2 separate regions of the Homo sapiens genome follow, and region 1 is linked to region 2. The links are chromatin loops, found by intact Hi-C in ENCODE. Cell type or tissue: Caco-2. All regions are shown on one strand. Links, peaks and the distances in the headings refer to the core of each region. The heading gives the core; the rest is flanking DNA.

The links. Peaks named below come from ENCODE experiments on the same cell type or tissue, not always from the same donor. Only the 100,000 strongest peaks of a DNase experiment are listed, where the experiment ranks them.
Region 1: it touches region 2 in a loop (9-fold over the local background); 4 of 110 quality-filtered maps call a loop at or near these places.

Annotation. Positions count from the first base shown.
Region 1 is chr3:165,180,023-165,192,349 of GRCh38, reverse strand. It overlaps SLITRK3 (SLIT and NTRK like family member 3), which reads left to right. Exons shown (of 2, transcript NM_001318810.2): 2 at 1,499-5,630. The coding sequence starts at 1,520. The coding sequence ends at 4,453. Among named protein-coding and RNA genes, the nearest start is that of SLITRK3, 10 kb to the left of the region's middle. In Caco-2, for the core only: a CTCF peak has its summit at 6,441 (motif pointing right); a DNase peak (open chromatin) is centred at 6,469.
Region 2 is chr3:165,071,085-165,083,226 of GRCh38, reverse strand. SI (sucrase-isomaltase) reads left to right here and starts at 4,731. Exons shown (of 48, transcript NM_001041.4): 1 at 4,731-4,794; 2 at 7,215-7,332; 3 at 8,560-8,696. The coding sequence starts at 7,215. LOC105374192 (a long non-coding RNA gene) reads right to left here and starts at 11,200. Exons shown (of 5, transcript XR_924668.2): 1 at 11,150-11,200; 2 at 10,952-11,055; 3 at 9,816-9,969; 4 at 5,625-5,691; 5 at 1,190-1,555. In Caco-2, for the core only: no CTCF peak of the experiment used is centred there; no DNase peak of the experiment used is centred there; H3K4me3 peaks cover 804 bases.

The sequences.
Region 1 (12,327 bases), core at 2,662-10,661, 110 kb before region 2:
CCTTTTCTCTCTCCCTCTTTTTCACTGAATTGTTTTTAATTTTTGAGTATTGCATGTCTGAGGCAGATTTCTCTTTGCTTTCTCACGGTATCTCCTTTCTTTACAGCTGTGAACATTATAGGCGAGTGTAATGTGAAGATTTATTTCTTTCACTTTTCCTATAAATTATATCATTGTGGTTTAAGAAGAAGGTTGATGAAATATATCTTTCTGTGTGCTCTCTATGAGGAAAATATATGCTAGAAACTTTGGTTTATTTTTGTTGATTAAAATCAGCTATTAAATTTTGATTGATATTTTAGTGACTCAGGAAGGACAGTGTAATAAAACTGCATTATTATCATTTATGTAAACATTTTCATATACTGATGTTATTAGGCAAGGAAAACGATGCATAGAGAAAGACTGTTATCAGAATAGTGCACTGCATTTGTTTCTTCTGATTGGAAAAGAATGATATCTTTTTTGAAATTTATTTCGTGTGATAGATCATTTATCAGCAGGTAAGAATAGAGGTTTCCACTCTCTCTTGACTTTAACTACCCACCTCCCCTCTAACCAGCCACCTGCTCTTCCAGCTTTTTACAGGGTTCCTCAGTTGATCTTGAAGGCGCAGATACACATTCCAAACTAAGTTTTGCAAATGTTTTAATTCAGACACTTTCAGACTCAGCATCCTCTAGCTGTCCCTATCTTTAGCTCTGACAATTGCACGGGCATGTTTTTTAGAAGGGCTAATCACTCCTACATGTTTTAAATAGTCAAATGATACAAATATATACAAATTATTTATTAAATTAAAGAAGATGACAATAATGTATTATTGGGCAAGAAGATGTGGACATATAGTGTACATACTGACTATACACTGTAATAAAGCATGTTATGATCATTTCATAAAAATAAATCTTAAGTTTTCCTGAGATGCTGATCATTTTACACATCTCAACATCTGATATTGAGCAATAGGCTCATACTTTATCACACTAATCAATATAATAATTTTGGAGTATATCATGTCTTTTTAATCATCAAAACCTATAACTCAAAGAACATATTTTTCCCATCAGAGTTCCAATCAGATTTATTATGAGTATCTTTGATGTCAACATGAGTTTTAACAGGCAAACAGGTGTGATGGCCACATTATTGCCATTATTACTGAATCTGCCTATGCCTAAAAGGAAGTACGATATACCAGTTCTGTTGTTTGTTATACAGAGGCAATGCAGGCTGCTTTTGTTCATGCAATATGCCGTTTACCAAGTATGGCTTGGTTCAGGAAAATGTCACTGCATGGTTCAATATTTCAGAGTCTCCTAAGTTTAAAATATAGGACACACTCTAAACATTAAGTATGTTGCTAGCTCATCTTGAGTGTCACTTCAACAATTGCTGAAGTTTTTATATAGCTCTTAAAATGCCCCACATGTAGGAGTCAATTAAAATAGTACATATGACTAAAAGCTAAAAATCTGCATTTTTATTTCTGTTGCAGTTTTGTAATCAACCACGAACGATGAAACCTTCCATAGCTGAGATGCTTCACAGAGGAAGGATGTTGTGGATAATTCTTCTAAGCACAATTGCTCTAGGATGGACTACCCCGATTCCCCTAATAGAGGACTCAGAGGAAATAGATGAGCCCTGTTTTGATCCATGCTACTGTGAAGTTAAAGAAAGCCTCTTTCATATACATTGTGACAGTAAAGGATTTACAAATATTAGTCAGATTACCGAGTTCTGGTCAAGACCTTTTAAACTGTATCTGCAGAGGAATTCTATGAGGAAATTATATACCAACAGTTTTCTTCATTTGAATAATGCTGTGTCTATTAATCTTGGGAACAATGCATTGCAGGACATTCAGACTGGAGCTTTCAATGGTCTTAAGATTTTAAAGAGACTATATCTACATGAAAACAAACTAGATGTCTTCAGAAATGACACCTTCCTTGGCTTGGAAAGTCTAGAATATCTGCAGGCAGATTACAATGTCATTAAACGTATTGAGAGTGGGGCATTTCGGAACCTAAGTAAATTGAGGGTTCTGATTTTAAATGATAATCTCATCCCCATGCTTCCAACCAATTTATTTAAGGCTGTCTCTTTAACCCATTTGGACCTACGTGGAAATAGGTTAAAGGTTCTTTTTTACCGAGGAATGCTAGATCACATTGGCAGAAGCCTGATGGAGCTCCAGCTGGAAGAAAACCCTTGGAACTGTACATGTGAAATTGTACAACTGAAGAGTTGGCTGGAACGCATTCCTTATACTGCCCTGGTGGGAGACATTACCTGTGAGACCCCTTTCCACTTCCATGGAAAGGACCTACGAGAAATCAGGAAGACAGAACTCTGTCCCTTGTTGTCTGACTCTGAGGTAGAGGCTAGTTTGGGAATTCCACATTCGTCATCAAGTAAGGAGAATGCATGGCCAACTAAGCCTTCCTCAATGCTATCCTCTGTTCATTTTACTGCTTCTTCTGTCGAATACAAGTCCTCAAATAAACAGCCTAAGCCCACCAAACAGCCTCGAACACCAAGGCCACCCTCCACCTCCCAAGCTTTATATCCTGGTCCAAACCAGCCTCCCATTGCTCCTTATCAGACCAGACCACCAATCCCCATTATATGCCCCACTGGGTGTACCTGTAATTTGCACATCAATGACCTTGGCTTGACTGTCAACTGCAAAGAGCGAGGATTTAATAACATTTCTGAACTTCTTCCAAGGCCCTTGAATGCCAAGAAACTGTATCTGAGTAGCAATCTGATTCAGAAAATATACCGTTCTGATTTTTGGAATTTTTCTTCCTTGGATCTCTTGCATCTGGGGAACAATCGTATTTCCTATGTCCAAGATGGGGCCTTTATCAACTTGCCCAACTTAAAGAGCCTCTTCCTTAATGGCAACGATATAGAGAAGCTGACACCAGGCATGTTCCGAGGCCTACAGAGTTTGCACTACTTGTACTTTGAGTTCAATGTCATCCGGGAAATCCAGCCTGCAGCCTTCAGCCTCATGCCCAACTTGAAGCTGCTATTCCTCAATAATAACTTACTGAGGACTCTGCCAACAGACGCCTTTGCTGGCACATCCCTGGCCCGGCTCAACCTGAGGAAGAACTACTTCCTCTATCTTCCCGTGGCTGGTGTCCTGGAACACTTGAATGCCATTGTCCAGATAGACCTCAATGAGAATCCTTGGGACTGCACCTGTGACCTGGTCCCCTTTAAACAGTGGATCGAAACCATCAGCTCAGTCAGTGTGGTTGGTGATGTGCTTTGCAGGAGCCCTGAGAACCTCACGCACCGTGATGTGCGCACTATTGAGCTGGAAGTTCTTTGCCCAGAGATGCTGCACGTTGCACCAGCTGGAGAATCCCCAGCCCAGCCTGGAGATTCTCACCTTATTGGGGCACCAACCAGTGCATCACCTTATGAGTTTTCTCCTCCTGGGGGCCCTGTGCCACTTTCTGTGTTAATTCTCAGCCTGCTGGTTCTGTTTTTCTCAGCAGTCTTTGTTGCTGCAGGCCTCTTTGCCTACGTGCTCCGAAGGCGTCGAAAGAAGCTGCCCTTCAGAAGCAAGCGGCAGGAAGGTGTGGACCTTACTGGCATCCAAATGCAATGCCACAGGCTGTTTGAGGATGGTGGAGGTGGTGGTGGCGGAAGTGGGGGTGGTGGTCGACCAACTCTTTCCTCTCCAGAGAAGGCCCCTCCCGTGGGTCATGTGTATGAGTACATCCCCCACCCGGTTACCCAAATGTGCAACAACCCCATCTACAAGCCTCGTGAGGAGGAGGAGGTGGCTGTTTCATCAGCCCAAGAAGCAGGGAGTGCAGAACGTGGGGGTCCAGGGACACAACCACCGGGAATGGGTGAGGCTCTCCTAGGAAGTGAGCAGTTTGCTGAGACACCCAAGGAGAACCATAGTAACTACCGGACCTTGCTGGAAAAAGAGAAGGAGTGGGCCCTAGCAGTGTCCAGCTCCCAGCTTAACACCATAGTGACGGTGAATCACCATCACCCTCACCACCCAGCAGTTGGTGGGGTTTCAGGAGTAGTTGGGGGAACTGGGGGAGACTTGGCAGGGTTCCGCCACCATGAGAAAAATGGTGGGGTGGTGCTGTTTCCTCCTGGGGGAGGCTGTGGTAGTGGCAGTATGCTACTAGATCGAGAGAGGCCACAGCCTGCCCCCTGCACAGTGGGATTTGTGGACTGTCTCTATGGAACAGTGCCCAAATTAAAGGAACTGCACGTGCACCCTCCTGGCATGCAATACCCAGACTTACAGCAGGATGCCAGGCTCAAAGAAACCCTTCTCTTCTCGGCTGGAAAGGGCTTCACAGACCACCAAACCCAAAAAAGTGATTACCTCGAGTTAAGGGCCAAACTTCAAACCAAGCCGGATTACCTCGAAGTCCTGGAGAAGACAACATACAGGTTCTAACAGAGAGAAGAAAATATATTAGTGCTTTTTTTTTTTCAAAAGAAAAGGAAAATAAAAGAAATATATCCCTTGCTCCCTTTACACTTGTCCCAGTAACTCCATCCTCACGATCTTTCCTACCCTGAACAAAACTAAAACCGCATGATAACTAGAGAATACAGATGTATGCTCTCCCCTCTCAGATGCGATTTGGAGGAAGGGCCATACTCAGATCATTAATCAATGAAAGTGCCTTCGCAGACTTTTGCCAGCAAATGTTATCATTATTTTTTTATACTGAAACTTGAGACTTTGACTGTGCCATGTATAAGATATACTGGGGATCATTGTATGGATCCTAATTAAGTAAAATTCAATGTGTCTTTTTATTTTCAGTAACTATTTTTTTTATAGTTGTAGTTTTGATTTAAAGGGGGGGAAACAAGTTGACATTTGTCATTTGTGGCTTTCTTTCTTATCATCATGGCACAGATTCTGTACATGTATTAACAATGCAGTTTGCTGCATGCCTGGAAACTGCAAGATGGGGAGGGAGGGGGCGGGTCTTGCTCGAATGTTCTCACTCACTATCTTGTCTCTCATACACATATCCATCTGCAGACCATGGTCCCTAAACCTGCAGTTTCTTCCTGCTGGTGCAGGTACACACACACACACACACACACACACACACACACACACACACTCCATACCATTTCCATTCAACTCAATCTGCTTAGTTCGGGTTTGATCCATTTTTCTCCTCTCCATAGTTCTACCACCCTTCACTGCTAGTGTACAGCTCACAGCATCTCTCCTACCACCCTGGGAAAAGTCACATTCTAGGCTGGATTCTACTGAAGTAGAGGCCTGGTGGTTTAACAGCCGAAGACACACGCCTAGGGATGAGCACCCTCTTTGTGACACTTCATCCTGATGCCAAGATTTTTTGGAGAACATCTGCACTTTCTTATATATATATATAATATTAAAAAAAGCAACTGGGTATATATCACTAACAGCTTTGTAGGAAGCACTTTTAATGTTTTCTCTCTCACACACAAAGATTCAAAAGAAATGTGCATATATTTATTCTGTAATTTCAGTGATTATAAATTGTAAAGGTAATGTTTAATCATTGTATAGTGATTATGCCTCTGGTATAGCTTTCCTAATAAAAAGTTTTTGAAAAACATAATACATTATATATAGAGGATACAAAGCTTGAACCTTAAACTCCAGCTATGCCATGCCTTTCGTGCTTCCATTTTAGAAATGATTTCTTTTACTTGTTACACAGAAAGTAATTTATTAACGGGTTTGATGCACTGTGATGTTGATAAATCTTATATCCCACCATCTCTAGTCCAAACCAGGATACAATTGAGACTTAAAATGTGACTTACGGTTTACTTTTTTTTCCTTGAATTATGAATTTCAGTCTTAGTAACCAGTGATGCACTGTTTCCCAGGCAAGATGCAAGGGGGAGAAAATAAAGTAACTAGATCGCTAAGAAGTACAGGATTAATTAGGAGAAGATAATCTAGGATCCATACATCTTAAGATAATAAATGAGATAAAGAAATTGGAAAGTAAAATTGCTATTGTTTTTAAAATATGTAGTCCAATTACATGCACACCCTCACACACCCACACGCTTCCACACACACCCACACAACCCAATAAATATCAAAGGCCGTGGAGCCAATTTAGATGGCCAGAATCCTGTGAAAGCTGTCACTTATATTTGGTTACCATTTTCCAACCACTTACAGCAACTGGCCCCAATAACGCTTGAACTAAGTCAGAGGATGCTGAATGAGTTTTTCGTCATATGACATTAAAATTATGTTGAAAAATTAACCTGACAACAAACCAAGTTTAGATCCATTTATATGTGAGCGAAACCAAAGAATATTGGATTTTTATGGTGCCGGTATCAAATTGGTGGAGGAAACTTAAGAAAACAGACCTATGAGGCAGGCACTTATCTAAGTAGGCCATTAGAGGGCAGCAGAGTTCCAGAGATCCACAGACCCAGGACCCGCAGAACTGTGCAGCGAGGTCAGTGCTCTCTGCTAGGGTTTCCTCAAAGTGCCCATAGCAGGAATTATCATTAGGTGTTGAATGTAATTCATCACAAGTCACTGAAGCCTTACATCACAATTTTTTCCACAAAAAGAGAATGAGTCTAGCAGCTTCTGAAGGTGTGTGACTACAATAGCACGAAGGCATTGTAGTAACAAAATGAAAAGCCCCATGAATGTCTACAAGAATATATTTATATTCCTCTTAATTAATTATATAGAAATATCAGCATAGGTATGCATAAAAATAAAAAAGACAAGTATATACATATAAAATTGCAGTTTTGGGGCTCTTGACATGTATCTATAACTTTTATGCTCAATTATTTGAATATAATTTGGAATTATTTTAAAAGGAAAAAGCCCATGAACATCATTCACTTTATCTGTCTGTGTAATATTGAAATGAAGCTCTTATGCAGAAGAGTCAGGCCAATTATTAGATAAGTGTCATTCTTCTTTTTTGTTTTATCTTCTTCTTTTCTTTCTTGTTTTCTTTTTTTACTTTCCCACAAATCACCTTTCTTCTGGTTATCCCACCTCCTTTATTCTTTCTAATCATCTGTCTCTTTTTTTTAAGGTACATAAAACCAATATTACACTTTAAGTGTTTTAAAACCCAAATTACAGAGTCTCTCTGAACTAGCAATTTATCATACTTCCATTCCTCCTAATCAAATGGTTTGGGGAATAATAGAAAGCATATGCATAGTAAAAACTTAAAAGTGCAAAGCTAGATGCTTCAGATAGTAGTCCTCATTTCCTTAATGACCACGCACATATTCATAACACAGCATTTTATACAAATCAGGCTAAAGTACAATCTCAAAAGACCCTGGTGCTTTCAACGTTTGAAAAATGAGTGCCCATAAACAATATCAAATCACAATATAACTTGATAATTATAATGTTTATATTTCACTTATTAAATACAGAAAGACTGTTTGGTCTTAAATATAGGTGGTACTTTCACCCTTGAATGAGAAATAAATTTATTTATTTAGCAAAAATAAATTTATATGAGAATGGAATTTTGTATTTAAGGGAATAGTTTTTTGCTTTTATGGAATTTTCCACCCCCTGGTTAGGACATTTATTTTTGCTGTGCATTCAAATTACCTAAGTTAGCTTCAGTTTATAATACTAGATCTGATTTCATTAAACACGATGGATATTCATGTAGGTACTATGATTATAATATGTTTTATGTTTTTGCTGTAGTAAAATATTTATTTTTAAGAAAAAGTTAGATTACTAATTCACTTCATTGTGAGGACTAACTTGACTAAAGCAGACCCAGTTCTGGCAGTTACTTGCTATTATTCATTGCTATTTTTATTACCAAGTATAGTAATAATATTTAGAAATAATAAAAATATTGTAATATCTCAAACTATAAGATGATTAGTGAGAAATAATTGGAAATGAACTATTAGTTTAATTCAATAAGTTTTAACATCATGTTATACATCATATGTGGTATTATTTATGTAGATGTTTTTATATTTTTATTTAGAATGCTATATTATTTTATGTAATTGCAAATACTTAAATATAAGGATGATGAACACTATAATTTTAATAAACTTTAGAGAGAGGGAATCGAAAGGAAAATTTAATGACTGAGCTTGAAGATTTCTTTTGAAACCTGGCACTATTACTTTAAACCCTTGATATTTGAAAAGAATATGTTTAGGATTATGAAAATTTATAATGCAATTATAGAACAAAAGAACTTTAACCATCGCAACACATTATTTTGATTCACTCAGTGTAAATTCATCATTCGTACAGTCCTGTCCTTTTGCAATTATGTTGTCTAGGACAATAAATGTTACGCTTTTGTGAAATGGCTATGACAAAGGGAGCATTAATGAAATGCTACACAAAATTTGAGAAATACGACTATAACAAGTCAAGATAATGTGAGAGGAAGTGGTAATCAATGGACACTCCATCTTAAGTGATTTGAGCTAGTTTCATTTGAACTTAGACATTTATAACTTACACTTAGCTCAAAATTTTCCACTGAATATTCAGGTGAACAGAACACAAATAAGTATCACTAAAATCACCGTATTCACTTCAATATACTATGTTCTGTTTAATATACTATAGGCCTTTTAAAAGTAATAGGAGCAATAACACATGTATAATTGGGCCATTGTGTGTGTGTGTGTGTGTGTGTGTGTATATAGTACTATTATATATGTATATACATTGTATATACATGTATATAGTTTATATATGCTGAATTTTACTTATATGTAAATTACACATTTTTTATTACATGTATAACAATTTCTGTTTTATGCATTTATTTTTCTTGCTTCTGTCTAGCCACCATCCAAGAGAAGCTGGATGAAATTTTGAGTCTTCACTTTCGGAATATTCACATGTAAAAAGTAACACTGTAATTAATATTTCTGAATTTATAAGTTATTTTATCTTCCAATTTGTTTCATTTTGTTATTTAAATCATAGGGAATACATCTCAGTGAGATTGTGATTTATTTTAAGTCTTCAGAAGTCTTCAGAGTATAGGAACTAATTTCTTCATATAAGTATGCAACATAAGTCTAATAAAAAGCAAGTACTTATTTTTCCATTTTTCTATTTATAGAATAAATTTTACAGGTAAAAACAATTTAATAACTTCATTAATTAGACAAGACCTTTTAAATTTATCTAGGTCTGTAGGAAAAGTGAGATCTTAAAGGTGAAATATAAGAGAAGTAAGATCCAGTTTAAGACATCCAACATCCCATTTTACTTTTAAAACATCATCCTTAAATTAAAATGTTTGATAATAGTAGTAATAATAATAAACAAATATTACCATCTTTAGTTTGCTTATAGGGAATCTGAATTGAAGAGACATAATTTTTATATGGAGAAATCAAGTGTATACCAGGGGTTAGTAGTTGTGAAGAGGCAACATGCTATGGCCATCTTCTTTTATTTTGGTAATTTTTACTCCTGATAATACAAATTCTTGAGAAATTGTATTTTTTTCTATTGCACTCACACAGATGATTTTTTACATTAAAAAATTCTAATAGAAAATAATTCTTGTGGTGGATTTCAAAGATATACAGCCCAAAGGCATCATAATAAATTTACAGTTCGACCCAAACCAACTCCTACAGTACCATTAAACTTTAAAACCCAATGAATGTTAGTAAAAAGAAGCCTTTCTTCTTCACCACCCAGTAACAGAAAGGCTCAGCATGCCTAATTAAATGTTTCTTGGCCAAGTGTGGTGGCTCAACGCCTGTAATCTCAGCACTTTGGGAGGCCGAGGCGGGAGGATCACGAGCTCAGGAGATCGAGACCATCCTGGCTAACACGGTGAAATCCCGTCTCTACTAAAAATACAAAAAATTAGCCGGGCGTGGTGGCCGGTGCCTGTAGTCCCAGCTACTTGGGAGGCTGAGGAGAATGGTGTGAACCCAGGAGGCGGAGCTTGCAGTGAGCCGAGATTGCGCCACTGCACTCCAGCCTGGGGGACAGAGTCAGACTCCGTCTCAAAAAAAAAAAAAAAAGGTTCTTTAGTATATTTAGTCTATCTACTTACCAATAAGAAGTACAATGGATTGATGAGTTTGCAATGTATTAAACTGTATCAAAACCAAACAAATTGTATCAAGAAGAATATGCCATTGACTTAGATAAAAACAAACATGAATACTTTATTTTGAGTCAATTACAATAAGTGGGAGATTGTTCTCTTGAAAATGAAAGGTATTCTATTACCCATATTACAATGTGTTATATGTGAAGACAGAGCTGTTGTATTTCTGATACATTTTGTTAAGAACCTGTAGGTTTAGAGTCTTTTTGAATGATGAAACACTGCATAATCATTTTTGGTAGCTTTGAAACGAGAGCATAACTTCCCTAAACCTGGGCATGTCAAAGTTAGCTCTGAAAAAAAAGATGTTGAAAGAAAGATATCACCTGATTGTGTGGAGAGATGGAAAGAAGTTCTGTTCTTCCTGCAGAACTTATTGCTTTCACTGTTGCTGACATCCCTGCTTCTACTTCTGTTTCTGACTCAGTGCCAAGATATTCTTATGACTAAGGGCATATGCATTGAGCTCAAATCAGGTGTCAAAGCAAGATCAGAGATTGATGACAATTCTTACACCCAGTAACAAAATGCCCAAGTCACTTAGTTTTGTACCTAGGCTGAGAAGATAATTCAACTTATATCCCCTGATTATGATATCATTCATAAGTCTGATGAAAAATGTCAGAACCTATAGTAAAACTATAACTACATGTGGACATTGACAAAATCAGTTAAGTGTTTTAAAAATATGAAACTCATCTTGAAAATCTCAAAACCTTGCCTTTCCTCTTCTGAAATGCTCTTTATCTTTGCTGTGGCATCCAAAATATTGCCTTCATTAAAGCTACTAGAATCCACATATTGTTCCTCCTTTTATTTACAGTGTAAACTTTTGACTATTCAGATGTTATGTGGCCACAAAGAATTCTAAGGGGTGTTTTTTTTTTTCCTTCAGAATTCTGGTAAAACAATTTATCTTAAAATACTTTTCTTTTCGGTATGTGGTAACAAACTTTATGGTAAAAACAAGCCCATCAAAGATGTAAAGTATTAACAGATCCTGTAATTTTTTTTAAATAGAAAACCTTAAGGTTTATCTAAATTCAATCTTTCATGTGTATTAAATCCAATTGCAATTTTTTTTTCCCCTATACGTTCTCTGCTTAACCAAATTTGAATTCAAAATTGAAATCTGTTCCTCTGTTTCCTAACTGACCCTTCATTTGTTGTTTTACTTTTTTAGCTGGCAATTTTAAAAGTAGATAGAGAAAAATGTTAACTCCAAGTATAAGTATGAAATCTGTCTGTGGAATAACCAGGCCCATGAATTTTTCACTTTTTCTTTAGGAAATCTTCAACAAAAAGGACAATGGAAATATGGGGGTAAAATGAAAATGTCCTCTTTCTGAAAACCGTTTGATAAAGGCTTAATGGAGAAAGTTTGAACTAGGTTTTTGTATTCACCTTTAAGTGTCCTATCTTTGGAAGAGTTTAAATCTTGCAGTTGGTTTACTAAGCCACTTCAATTAGCATCTGTTAACAAATTCACTGAAAATCAAACCTTGATGATAACTGAACAAATTATAATTAAAAGTAAATATTAACACAAAAAATCACTAGGATGAACTGAAGTAATGATATTAAAACATTTAGATTAGTTCATGGTACAGATGTGTAAAATAAATGAGGAGGTCTTTTTTCCTCTTTTAAATAGTAATAGTTTCTTGTGTACAAACAAGAACTCCTCATTGCCTGCTAGTTAATTTTTGGGCCATTGTAACATAACTGTCCTTAGCCCATTACTAGAATGTATTTAAGAAACACAACCAATTATTATTATTTTTAAGAAAACTTAATTATCTATTAAAGTTATTATAATTTATTATGTAACGTTTCAGAGCAATGACTATTGCAGAGCCAAATATACATAGTTTAAAGTATTTTTGTTACCTGTAATATTGCTCCCCCCTTTTATTTTTATGGTTTGAATTTTAACAGTATAAATGATAATGACATTGCATTTTAATTTGGATCTTATACGCTTCTCTCTTTATAAATGTGGATAACGTAAGTGAACATTGCTCAAATGAATTCTGGATGTGTATATATATATAGATATAGATATATACATATATACACACACACACACAATGCATATATATGTGGACACCATCTACTAACATTTTTATGAAACAAATGACAGTTTACATACTGCATTATTGCACAGATGTAG
Region 2 (12,142 bases), core at 4,143-12,142:
TCTGGACAGCCACATACCCTATTAAATTTAGGTGGTTCTATCACTAAAAGAAAGAAAAGAGAGAAAATGAAAAATTAGCTGTTAATGGTTAGATTATAATAAACCATGTTTTTAACAAGGCCATATTGTAGCTGCAAAAATTGACTTTTGAGTATGTTGCTGTTTTATTACCAATGATATATCCCTAGCATGATTTTGTTCCTCCAGTGTCCTGAACAAAGATTATGATACCTGGCAACTATGTTACTGAATTGCTCTTACTTCTGGACATTATTCAATTCAAAGCTAGCCTTCCTTTCTCTAGCCTCTATAGCCACACAGCACAAGTCTAAATCCTATAATAAGCCTCTTCCAACTTCCTGTTACTAAGAGACCCTGCTCTTCCTTGTTTGACCACATTTGAGTTCTGTATAGACTTTGACTGGTGAGCTTTGATAAGGGAGAATTGATATGGATATACAAGTGGCAGTCACTGCTATATTCTACTGTATATAAAACATCCTGAAAAGCATTTTGAATTAAGCAAAGGCAAGGAAAGCATTGTCCTGGCTCTCTCTGCATTTCCAGTCTCACATGACCAATTGAAGCAATTATGGATAGCTTTAATATGAGACAAGCTAAGACAGCACTATACTACAAGCATGAAACACATTGTTATGAAGGGAAAAGTAGGGGAGATGAAATGGCAAATATGAAAGGTATAGGGTTTTAAAAATAAGGTTAAGAAATTTGGTTCTCCGCCTCCAGGCATTAAGTATCATTGGACTACTGCACTGGGCATATAATGAGTTGAATTATTTTGTGGTGAGAGGTGGGTGGTTTTACTTTAGAGAAAAGAGAAAAGTTGAATAACTGGAGTTTGGGAGACCAGTTAGGAAACAATTACAATAATGTAATTGTTATACCAGTAGCAGCAAATAAATAGAATTACGTATGAGACACTGAGGAAGAGCACTTGCAGAATTAAGTGTCAATATAGAACGCTTAACAAAAAGGAATTAAAAGTCTTGAGCTCACGTTGCTTGGGGAGATGTAAAGATATCAATTGAGATAGAGCTAGATAAAGAATTGTCTTGATGGAGCTGGTAAAGAGTTCTACTTTAGACTGTTGAAGATATCTGGAAATTTGGGTATGAAGCTTCTAAGAATCGTTACATCTAGAGATACATCTAAAAAGTCATCTGTGCTATTTATTAGCAAATGTGTGATGTTATTTATTTATCTATGCATCTGTGTGTAAGACTGGAATACTAGCACTTGTATATGCCTTATTTTCTGGAAGCTCTTCACGTAACTCTCCATCGGTCTTTCCAATGGTTCTGGTGTCTTGCCCCTGAATTTGTTTTCTCCTTCTTCTTCTAAAATCTTTTGTATCCAGTATTTTTTATGACCCAGGCAGGAACCTTGGCTTCCCTTTTTATATTTGTGTTCTATTGCACCTGCTTCTGTCTTCTAGGAGAAAGAACTCAAACAAATTCAACACCTCCCAGAGCCTTCTTCCATTCCTTCTTCTCTTGCCATGTGGCTGTTTTCTTTCTAGTTTTTTCACAGGCCTCTAAAAGAAGCAGAACATTTTTTATTATTTAATATTTTGAAATATCTCTGCATTATCGCTGTGAAAATTCGATTTTTGTCTTTTTGTTGCATCCTGGTGGCAAGTAACATATAAAACTAGTATATTAAATCATGTAACTTTTAACCTAAGGTGCATATTTGAGGTCCATGATTTAACTACTGTAGACGTCCATGATTTAACTACCATATGTTTGAAATTCTGACATGCACATTTCAGAGACAAAGTACATAATACTCCCTAAAGAGAGTAGTTGAACATTAATCTGTTCTAATTACACTAGGTGTCAATCACCAGTTATGATTCACTTTTGGTGTTCACAACTCATCCTGCCTGCTGACTATCCAACTCAATTTGGGGATCATTTTGCTTATGAAGTTTTAAAGTTTTTGGACAACTTTATATTAATAATTGAAATTTTAAGAATTTATATTTGTTTTTAAATAAAATGATATGTTTTAAGTTAAAACACCTTTTTAATTACTGTACATAACTTCCTTATGCTTATAATTGAATACATTTATTTTGTGATTTTTATCTGAATTTACCTTCTAAGCATTTTTTGAACACCTTATTCGATTGATTGAGGTTCATTGTTGGAACCAGAGCTAGGGTGGCAGAAGTAATTGCTTAAAACAAAGGCCAGTTTGTTGACATGACAGGGAGATAACGATACGAAATAGAAGGTACACAAATTCAAAATCACACAAAGTTTTTTTTTTCTGTCTGTTTCTTTAAGACTTTCTTTTTTTAAATTATACTTTAAGTTCTAGTACATGTGCACAATGTGCAGGTTTGTTACATATGGATACATGTGCCATGTTGAAGTGCTGCACCCATTAACTAGTCATTTACATTAGGTATATCTCCCAATGCTATCCCTCCCCCCTTCCTCCACCTCATGACAGGCCCCAGTGTGCGATGTTCCCCTTCCTGTGTCCAAGTGTTCTCATTGTTCAATTTCCACCTATGAGTGAGAACATGCAGTGTTTGGTTTTTTGTCCTTGCGATAGTTGGCTGAGAATGATGGTTTCCAGCTTCATCCATGTCCCTACAAAGGACATGAACTCATCCTTTTTTATGGCTGCATAGTATTCCATGGTGTATATGAGCCACATTTTCTTAATCCAGTCTATCATTGATGGACATTTGGGTTGGTTCCAAGTCTTTGCTATTGTGAATAGTGCCACAATAAACATACATGTGCATGTGTCTTTTTAGCAGCATGAAAATCACACAAAGTTTTTAACTGGAGAGAACAAAAGCTGTTACTTGAAATATTTCTATAAATAAAGGAACATGTAAAGGAGGACTAGTTAAAACTTGACAGAGGCTTATCGTTTCAATTCAAAGATGTGGAAAGCTGGAAAGAATCTTTGCTCTCACTTCTAAAGGAAGAAATAAAAAGACAACTTGTTAACTATTTCTCTTGAATCTATCAGAGAACTAAAATTAAAGGGAAAACAATTGATCTGAAATATAAGATTTATCAATGTTGTTGCATAAATCAGTAGTTTATAACTTTTCATTGCTGAGTAGTTTGCTATTGTATGGATATGCCAGAGTTTACAGACACTTTTGTTGTTTCCAGTTTGGGGAAATTATCAATAAAGCTGTTATACAAATTGGTATACAAAATTTACAATCAGCTTGTCTATATTTACTTCATGGAGTTTTGATTTAGATTATATTTTATGTGTAGATCTAATAGTGGCAAATTGGCAGCTTAATACTGAGTTTTGCAGTCTATGAATATGGCGTATCTCTCAATTTTTAAAATCTTTAACTTTTTCATCAACATTTTTTGGTGCTATTCTAATTGATAATCTAGCTATCTATCAACTTATATCTCTGTCTATATCTATATTGTAGTTTCAGTTTCCAATTCTTCCTTGCTATTAGGTAGGATCATGATTGACCTTTGTATGTTGACCTTATATCCTGTGACCTTGCTTTGCTTGCCTATTGGTTCTAGGAGCTTTGAGTTCATTTAGTGAGATTTTACACATATAAAATAATGTGGCATATGAATAGAGAGTAAATCACTCAAAAGTTTTATTATATTTTTCCTATTTAGATCATTCTGGACTGATTTTAAACTTATTGCTATATAACTGATTTTATATACTGAAATTTCTCCTTTATATAGCTACTGAGTCTTACAACAATCCATGCATACTTTTTTTAAATTTTCTTTTTAGACTCATATTTAGTTTGCTTCAAAAACTAATTGCTCTACTTTATGCAAACACATTATTTTAATATATATTTTGTTGAAAAGATAGTATCCAGATGGTATGCAAGGCTTAGACTCTGACAATTTCAGAGTCAAATTGGGGTCAATAATAATTAAGCAATATTAGCTCATATAATTCTTTTAGTGATTTTATAGGTAGTATTTTGCCCACAATTTCTCAGGTAAGCATAGTACAGCCAGCATTTATATCCAAATTTATTATATCAAATCCATTGCTTTTAAACATTATGCTAGCTTAAACCAGTAGTGTAATTAATTTTATACATTTTACTACATGAAATGAGAAGGTTTACAATATGATTTTTTATAATTCAATGAGTGCTATCTGTGGTAAATAAATAGATAAAAATGTTGATTTTATCTCTAAATTACTGATCTGGGCACCTCTATTTTATGTTTTATACTTAAGGATTTGGTCACTTTTTCAACCTTAAGATCAAAGACAAGATACAGGGAATAATTTTTATTTAATCATTACTTTTTATAAAATATTATCTTCTAATTGTTATATCCTGAAAATTTTTCACAGATTCTGTCTTTCAAATATGTTTCTACTCTCCAGTGAGGATCTAAATTGCACACAATGGACAAAATAGTTATTATAACAAAATCCAAATATAAAATAAATATAATTTTGAAAAGAGAAAAAATAGAAAGAACTACTTTTATGTTCTTAAGATATTAATAGTTCACAGCTTTGAGAAATCAAAGAGTATCTGACAGTACAATTACTAATTAACTTAGATTCCCAGAGAGAAACATTTATGTAAACTACTTTCAGGGTTAAGGCTTTTAACAATTGTATGTTGAGCAGAAGATTATTAAACACTGATAGGCTGGTAAGGGTGCAATAAAACTTTATGAGTAGGTCAATATATACCTAAGCAGCTTTCCTTGATCATTATTTTGGCAGCCTTATCCAAGTCTGGTACAACATAGCAAAGAGAACAGGCTATGAAATAAGGTAAGTCTATGGCTCATATGTTTTTTGTTATTTTTATGTTTTCAACTAATTATATTTTTTCTTAATTTGTGTTAGCAGTATTCCCATCTATCTGCACTAGGCTAAAATAGCAATATCATATATTTTAAGTTGCCATTTGAAATATGTAGTACCTTGTATTAAACAGGAAAAAATATTTCTAATTTTTTTTTAAATACAGGATTTTTTTTGGCCCAACTCTTCATTATAACTTTTGTAAGACTTAGGTGGAATCATAGCAAGTTTTGTTTAATGACTCTATATGAAAGAAAATGAGTACTGATTAAGATTTTGAAAAATAGATGAATAATAAAGTATGCTTAAATATATTTTAAGAAAATCTATATAAAATAGAATGCTACATTTATAAAACATTACTGTTTTCTAGCTGACCTTTTAAAGATCATTCATCAAGTTGTTATACAATAAAGTATTATTCATCTTCATAATAAATATGCAGAGAAAGGGTATCAATATATATTTTCCAAGAAGAGTTGCTTAAAATTACTGTAATCCAAAATTACAGGGATCATATTTTTTTATCACAGTAATTTTAAGCAATTGTTTTAAATTTTGTTTTGATTTTTCTAGACAAAGGAGAGTTTGTTTCATGACAAAAATGCATTTTTTAAGACTTCCCTTATCAAAAAGGAAAGCACAATTCTCATTATTGACTTCTTGGTAGCAAAGTAGGTTATCACTTCAAATGAGATTTACACTTATTTAAAGTTGTACACTAAATGTAACTTTGTCATTTCTCAACATAACATCACGCAACTGGGCTTCATTTTTCGAACAGCTTTGTATGTTACCTGTTGCTCTGTTTACTTTACATTCATTTTCTTTGAAAATTACTGATGCAATAAACAGCTTACATATCTGGAACAGAAAATTGTATACTAAGAATAAATGCTAATCTGCAGATATTCATTTATAAGCTATACTAAAAAATTAAGTTTTTGCTTACTTAATATTATTCTCTGACTACTTTTATAATTTTTGCTAACAAGAATGTAACGATCTAATTGAGGAAATTAACATATACATAAATAATTGCAATGGACATTTAATATGCTATGGTAAATGAAGAAAGGCTAGATTAACTGTGCCTCAGAGTGGTAAGGAACTCACCATGGCATTTGAATTCAGCAAAATTTAGAATTCACCTAGAAGAGTGGATGGGGAGGGATTGAAATTGAACAGCAGGTATGAAGGCAATATGTTATCTAAAAATTATGCTGTGGTGCTGGGGATAAAATGAAGGCATAATTCTAAAAATACTTTGAAGATAAAGTCAGATGGACTTATTGAATGATTGAATGTTGTAAAACATATGGAAGAAGGAAAAAAAGGTGTTTAGGTTGGGACAACTGGGTACATGAGTTGACATAGTTACAGAACAGGGACCATTGTGAGACCAAAAAAAAAAAAAAAAACAAACCGTGATTTTAAACCCAATAATTTATTAAAGCACTTACTGTAGTAATTCTAAGTTCTACTTTGGTATATGTCTTTGAATTAAGATTTATACTAAAATCATAGAATACAGATAATCCATGGAAACTTGAGAACTAAGAAAAATAAGATATATGTGGTCAAAATTAAATTAAACAAATATGCTTTCAGATAATTATTGGAGATGTGTTCTTTCCTGTCTACATTTGGGTATCTTCCATATGCTACCTCAAAAGTATAATGTCTTTTAATAATAAATATGTATTTTTGATATAAGAGTTTTGTATATCTCATTTGCTGCTGTTTGATGAAGGAACTTGGTGAAAATTCAAAAGATTTTTAAACAGAGTAGCAACTCCCAAATATATACTATTCTATCAAATATATGTATTTATGTTCTTTTCGACAATATTGTGGAAAGTAGTGTTGGAATTAGAGAGAGGAGAGTTCAAGAAAAAAACTGAAGTTTTTAACTTTGAACTATAACTTATTCTTTGTTAAGCTTAAAGTTCCTGATCAGTAAAATGTGAATAACTATTTCCTTCATAGAATTGTTGTGAGAATTGAGAAACAGTGCAAGTGGAAGCCTTTGCCTTGCAAAATGCTCTAAATGAGAAGGCAAGACACACCTACTTGAAGATCTTTTTTTCCATCTGTATTTTCATCTTAGTGTACTACTACTACTGTAATGTGCATCAGTAATTCATTCCTTTTACTTTAAATTGCATGTGTTGCTTACATTTTATATCAGTATAAGTTTCAGGTTATTAAGTACATGCTTAATATATTATTAAGTAAGTGCTTAATTTAGGATATTATGTAAGTGCTGTCTTCAACTCTGCATTATACATAGTAAAAAAAAGAATATGTAATTTCATGAGAATTGTTGGTGGTTTATTATAGTTATATATTTTACATTTTAAATATATATTCTTTTCTGTTTTTAGATGGCAAGAAAGAAATTTAGTGGATTGGAAATCTCTCTGATTGTCCTTTTTGTCATAGTTACTATAATAGCTATTGCCTTAATTGTTGTTTTAGCAACTAAGACACCTGCTGTTGATGGTAAGTAGTACATTAAAAGCATGGCTACATTATCGTGAAGTTAGGAGGAAGTTACTCCACAATAGTTATAGGTTTTAAAAAATAATCTGTGTAAGATGAAACACTTATAGAAAAATCCAGGGTAAGTTACACAATTACTTCCACTTTTTCTATTCATTATATTCCATATTTCAATGATGAGCTATTGTAAGTAAGGAATCCATGTGCTTTGACATGAATTGCCTTCCCTAGCTACTTGACAAAGAGCAAAGAGGCAAAGGGATCAAATCGTTAATGTAAGGTGGAATAATCGCCTACTGGTGTGAGCATCATCTCATTAGTGGGAAAACCTGGGTTTTTGCTCCAGCCTTCACACACTTGCAAAGGAAATAAGGATTTTAGCAAATATTCTTTGTTCTGGTTAGATTTTATTTTAAGGAGAGAGAGAGGTTGTATGAGAAAGGCAGGTAGAGGAAAGTTGAAAAAAGACTTGGATAGTTTAATTATCTGTTTCTGAATATTTTAATTCTAATTTAGAGTTGGTACATACGGAATGCTGAATCTCTTTCTTCATTATTCTCTCTTGAGCAAATCAGTATTGTAAAGGATGTTACACATTATCTTCTAGACTACAGTTAGCATTTCCTATTCCTGTTAATCTTTTGTTTTACCTACTTCCAGAAACTGAGAGCTTACTGTATTATGAAGCAATATATTTTAATGATATCTCATTGCTGGAATGTTATTTATATGGCGTTGGTATCTACCATTCTTCGCTATTCCAGCTTTCTCTACTTTACCTATCAAATTATTCCCTTGCAAGGGATAATTTGAATAACTTTCACCTACTTTCCTCTTCTCTAATTTCTTCTCACCTTCTCTATATGTTTTTCATAACTCATATTGCTCCATCTTTTCTTCAGCTATAAAATACAAGTTGTAAATACAGTATGAATGTATATTTTGTTACCTTCTGAATCTACACCAAGTCCTTTTGTAAATATATTTTGTATTTCTTCAGAAACAGTCAATAGGATTCTACACTGTCAATTTTAAAAGTATGATTGGATCTTTTCCTTTTGATGACTAGTGCTTGAAATTGTGGGTCTTTTTAAATGCAAAATTTATTTTAAAATTTTCATTTTATATGAATTCATGTATTCTTTCAAAAAGTACTTATTACTTGATAATTCTGAGAAAATTAATTTAATGTCATGTTTTATTTTATTGAGTTTTTTCCTCCCCCAGAAATTAGTGATTCTACTTCAACTCCAGCTACTACTCGTGTGACTACAAATCCTTCTGATTCAGGAAAATGTCCAAATGTGTTAAATGATCCTGTCAATGTGAGAATAAACTGCATTCCAGAACAATTCCCAACAGAGGTCTGCAGCAAAAGTCTTTAATATTTTTAATGAATATATACATTATTATATTAAGATAATTGCTGAATATTGGATCGATCTTATTTAATAAAGATCTAGACATAAATTAGGCTGAATTTATCATTTTATTATAGCTTCCTATTAAAAATGATAGATAATAGAAGTTACTGACCTTGCTTTCCTTTATCTCTGCTCAATTTAAATTAACAAGTTAATATTCATCCATATTTAACAAGTTATAGTTAATTTTACAAATCTTCATGAAATTCTGTCATCTCAAATCTACTTCTTTAAGAAAGTATACCTTTGATAATATAGAACATTTAGGAGGGAGTATATATGTTCCAGTAGAGTATTTGTAATGATAGCATTAAGAAGTATCTGTGGAAAACAAAATACTCATTTTATGAAAATTATTAATTGTTTTTAATTTAGCAATTAGAAGTGAAGAAGAGAAAATGGAGAAAATTAGGTGTAACCAATTGGATTCATGTAACCCAAGTTCACTCTTCCTTTTTTTCCCCACAAACCTGTGTGGGAATAAAAGTCATTGTGTGTGGGTGTATATGTACAGTCCTTCATGGGTATCCTCGGGGAATTGGTTTCAGGACTTCTGAGGATACCAAAATCTGCAGATGTTCAAATCTCTCAAATAAAATGGCAGTATTTGCATATAACCTATGCACATTCTCCTGTATACTTTAAATCATCTGTAGAGTATTTATAACTCTAATACCATGTAAATGCTATACAAATAATTGTTATAATGTATTGTTTTTTATTTACATTATTTTTATTACCATGTTGATATTTTTTGTTCCTTGAAATATTTTTGATCCACAGTTTGTTGTATCCACAGATGCAGAGGGCTGACTCTATATATTGACATTTTGCAAATATTTGCATTTGCAAATATGATATGCAATTACAAATGTCACCTTCTCCACTCCACCTTACCACACACAAATTAACTGAATAAACTATAAAATTTATTTTGTCCCTATTCTGTCTTCCCTACATCATAGTAAGCATGCAATTTTCTAATTAATTTGAAAAAAAATTGAAAGAGATGAGATTTTCCTTTGAGTAACATTACAAGTAATAGGTCCTATAGCTTACCTGCTGATAGAAGAGCTAAATAACATAGTATTTACTGAGATACACTGAGGAAAGTGGCCAGATATTCTCTTTACTTAACCTTCTTAGGCAGAGCTTGCAGTGGGCAGAGATCGCGTCACTGTATTCCAGCCTGGGTGACAGAGCGAGACTCCGTCTCGAAAGAGAGAGAGAGAGGGAAAGAGACAGAGAGAGAGAGAGAGAGAGAGAGAGAGAGAGAGAGAGAGAGAGAGAGAGAGAGAGAAATGATTGAAGCTAAACATAGAATTCTATTAGGAACAATATGGGTTTTGAAGGTCTTATAGGGAAACAATATTTGAAAGTCAGTGGTTTACATTTTTCTTGCCTAATATTAGTCTTTAGTGTCAACCTAAACTGTTAGATTGCTGAAGAATGTTTTCAGTGTGAAATAAACTATATTTGTGAAGTAAGCAAGTTAAACTTCAGCCAATATATTTATGCTTGTTATTTATAAAAATACAACTTACAGTTTTAAAAGTTTAACTTAGTATATCTCAAAAGAATTTGAGTGTTTTCTTGACATTTTTAACTAGGAAAAGTGCAACTTAAAATGATTTTAAAGAGATTATCATTTAAATGGTATCTTATTCACAAAGTTTTGGATTTATATGGAAGCTTAGACTGTTTTTCAAGGCTAAATTAATATTCCAGTGTCACTTTGCTAGTTTACAGGCAAAACTGGAATTAGAACAGTGGTATGCAAATTTCAATGTGAGCTCATGTTTCACGAACTCAGTAGTCACTGTTCTTTAACTAGCATGTCATAATTTTCTAAGTAGATGAATTTTCAAGGTAGCATTTTTCTATTATAGGAAATGGATTTAAAAAATAAATCATAAAGGAATGAAAAATGAAATCTACCTGAAATTAGAAAACGGGCCTAAATATTTGCCTTTTTTTGCTTTAGGAGATGTTGCAATTTTCAAATATGATTTTTATTCAAACTTTGTCACTCAGGGTTTTTTGTTGTTGTTGTTGTTATTTATAGCTATGTATCTTTAATAATACTTTTCATTAAATACCCTAAAGATTCTTTAAAATACTTCAAATGTTAATTTTCCACCATCTTAACGGATCAACTAAAGCAATTATTTATCATCTTAAATATATACACTTACTCTTTTAAATATTTGAGAGGCATTCCATCTGACTAAATATTATTTGTTCCAAATGCAGTGGTAGAGATTGAAGTTGGTTAAAGTAATGATTTTCTAAAAATTTCCTTAATTTAAAAAAAAAGATTTATCTTAGGTTTTCATATACATGAGGATAGATCATGATTGTTAAAATTGGAAAATTGGTTATATTAAACTTACTGTATAAATTATTGTATACTAGAAATGGCATGTTTATTGTATATTAGAAAGGACATGTTTGCTTATTGCACAATGATGACAAAATATAGAATAATCAAATGGTTACCTAGGTAACAGGCATAATTCCATGCAAAGTGCATTAGCTCGGGCTGCCATAACAAAATTCCGCAGAATGGGCAGCTTAAACAATATCAATTATTTTCTCACAGTCTTGGAAGCTAGATGTCCAAGATCAAGGTGTCATCAAGGTTGGTTTCTAGTGAGGCCTCTCTTTCTCGCTTGTAGACAGCTTCCTTCTCATTTTGTCCTCACATAGTATTTCCTCTTCGTGCACAGAGAGAAAGAGATCTTCGCTGTCTTTTCCTCTTCTTATAAGGACACCAGTCCTAATGAATTAGGGCCCCACCCTTATATCCTTATTTAAACTTAATTAACCCCTTAAAGGACCTATCTCCAAATACCTTCACATTGGGGGTTAGAGCTTCAACATATGAATTTCGGGGGCATAATACAGTGAATATACATATCTACATATTGAATACACATTATATATTATTACATATGAAATTATTACATTTAATATATAATCACTTATAATGTATATACATATATATGATAAAATATGTTAAAATATGATAAATTTATTATACCTTTATTTGCTAGAGTTTAACTGTGTCAGATGAAGGCAAAAGGAAAATAATTAGATGAGAAATTAAAAATAATGAGGAAAATGCCTAAAACCCTGAAAAATAGGAAGACCAACTAAACATAAATAACAAGTATCAAAATCTTCGCAAGATAAATTAAAATTACTAATATTTTGAAAGCAACAACAGGGAGATACATTTTTAATTAATATGTTGGAGTGTATATGTAGTAGGTTAAATAATGTTTTCCAAAAATTCGTGTCTACTTGGAATCGCAGAATATGAGCTTATCTGGGAATATAGTTTTCCAGAAGCAATTAGTTAAGATGTAGTCGTAGTAAATTAA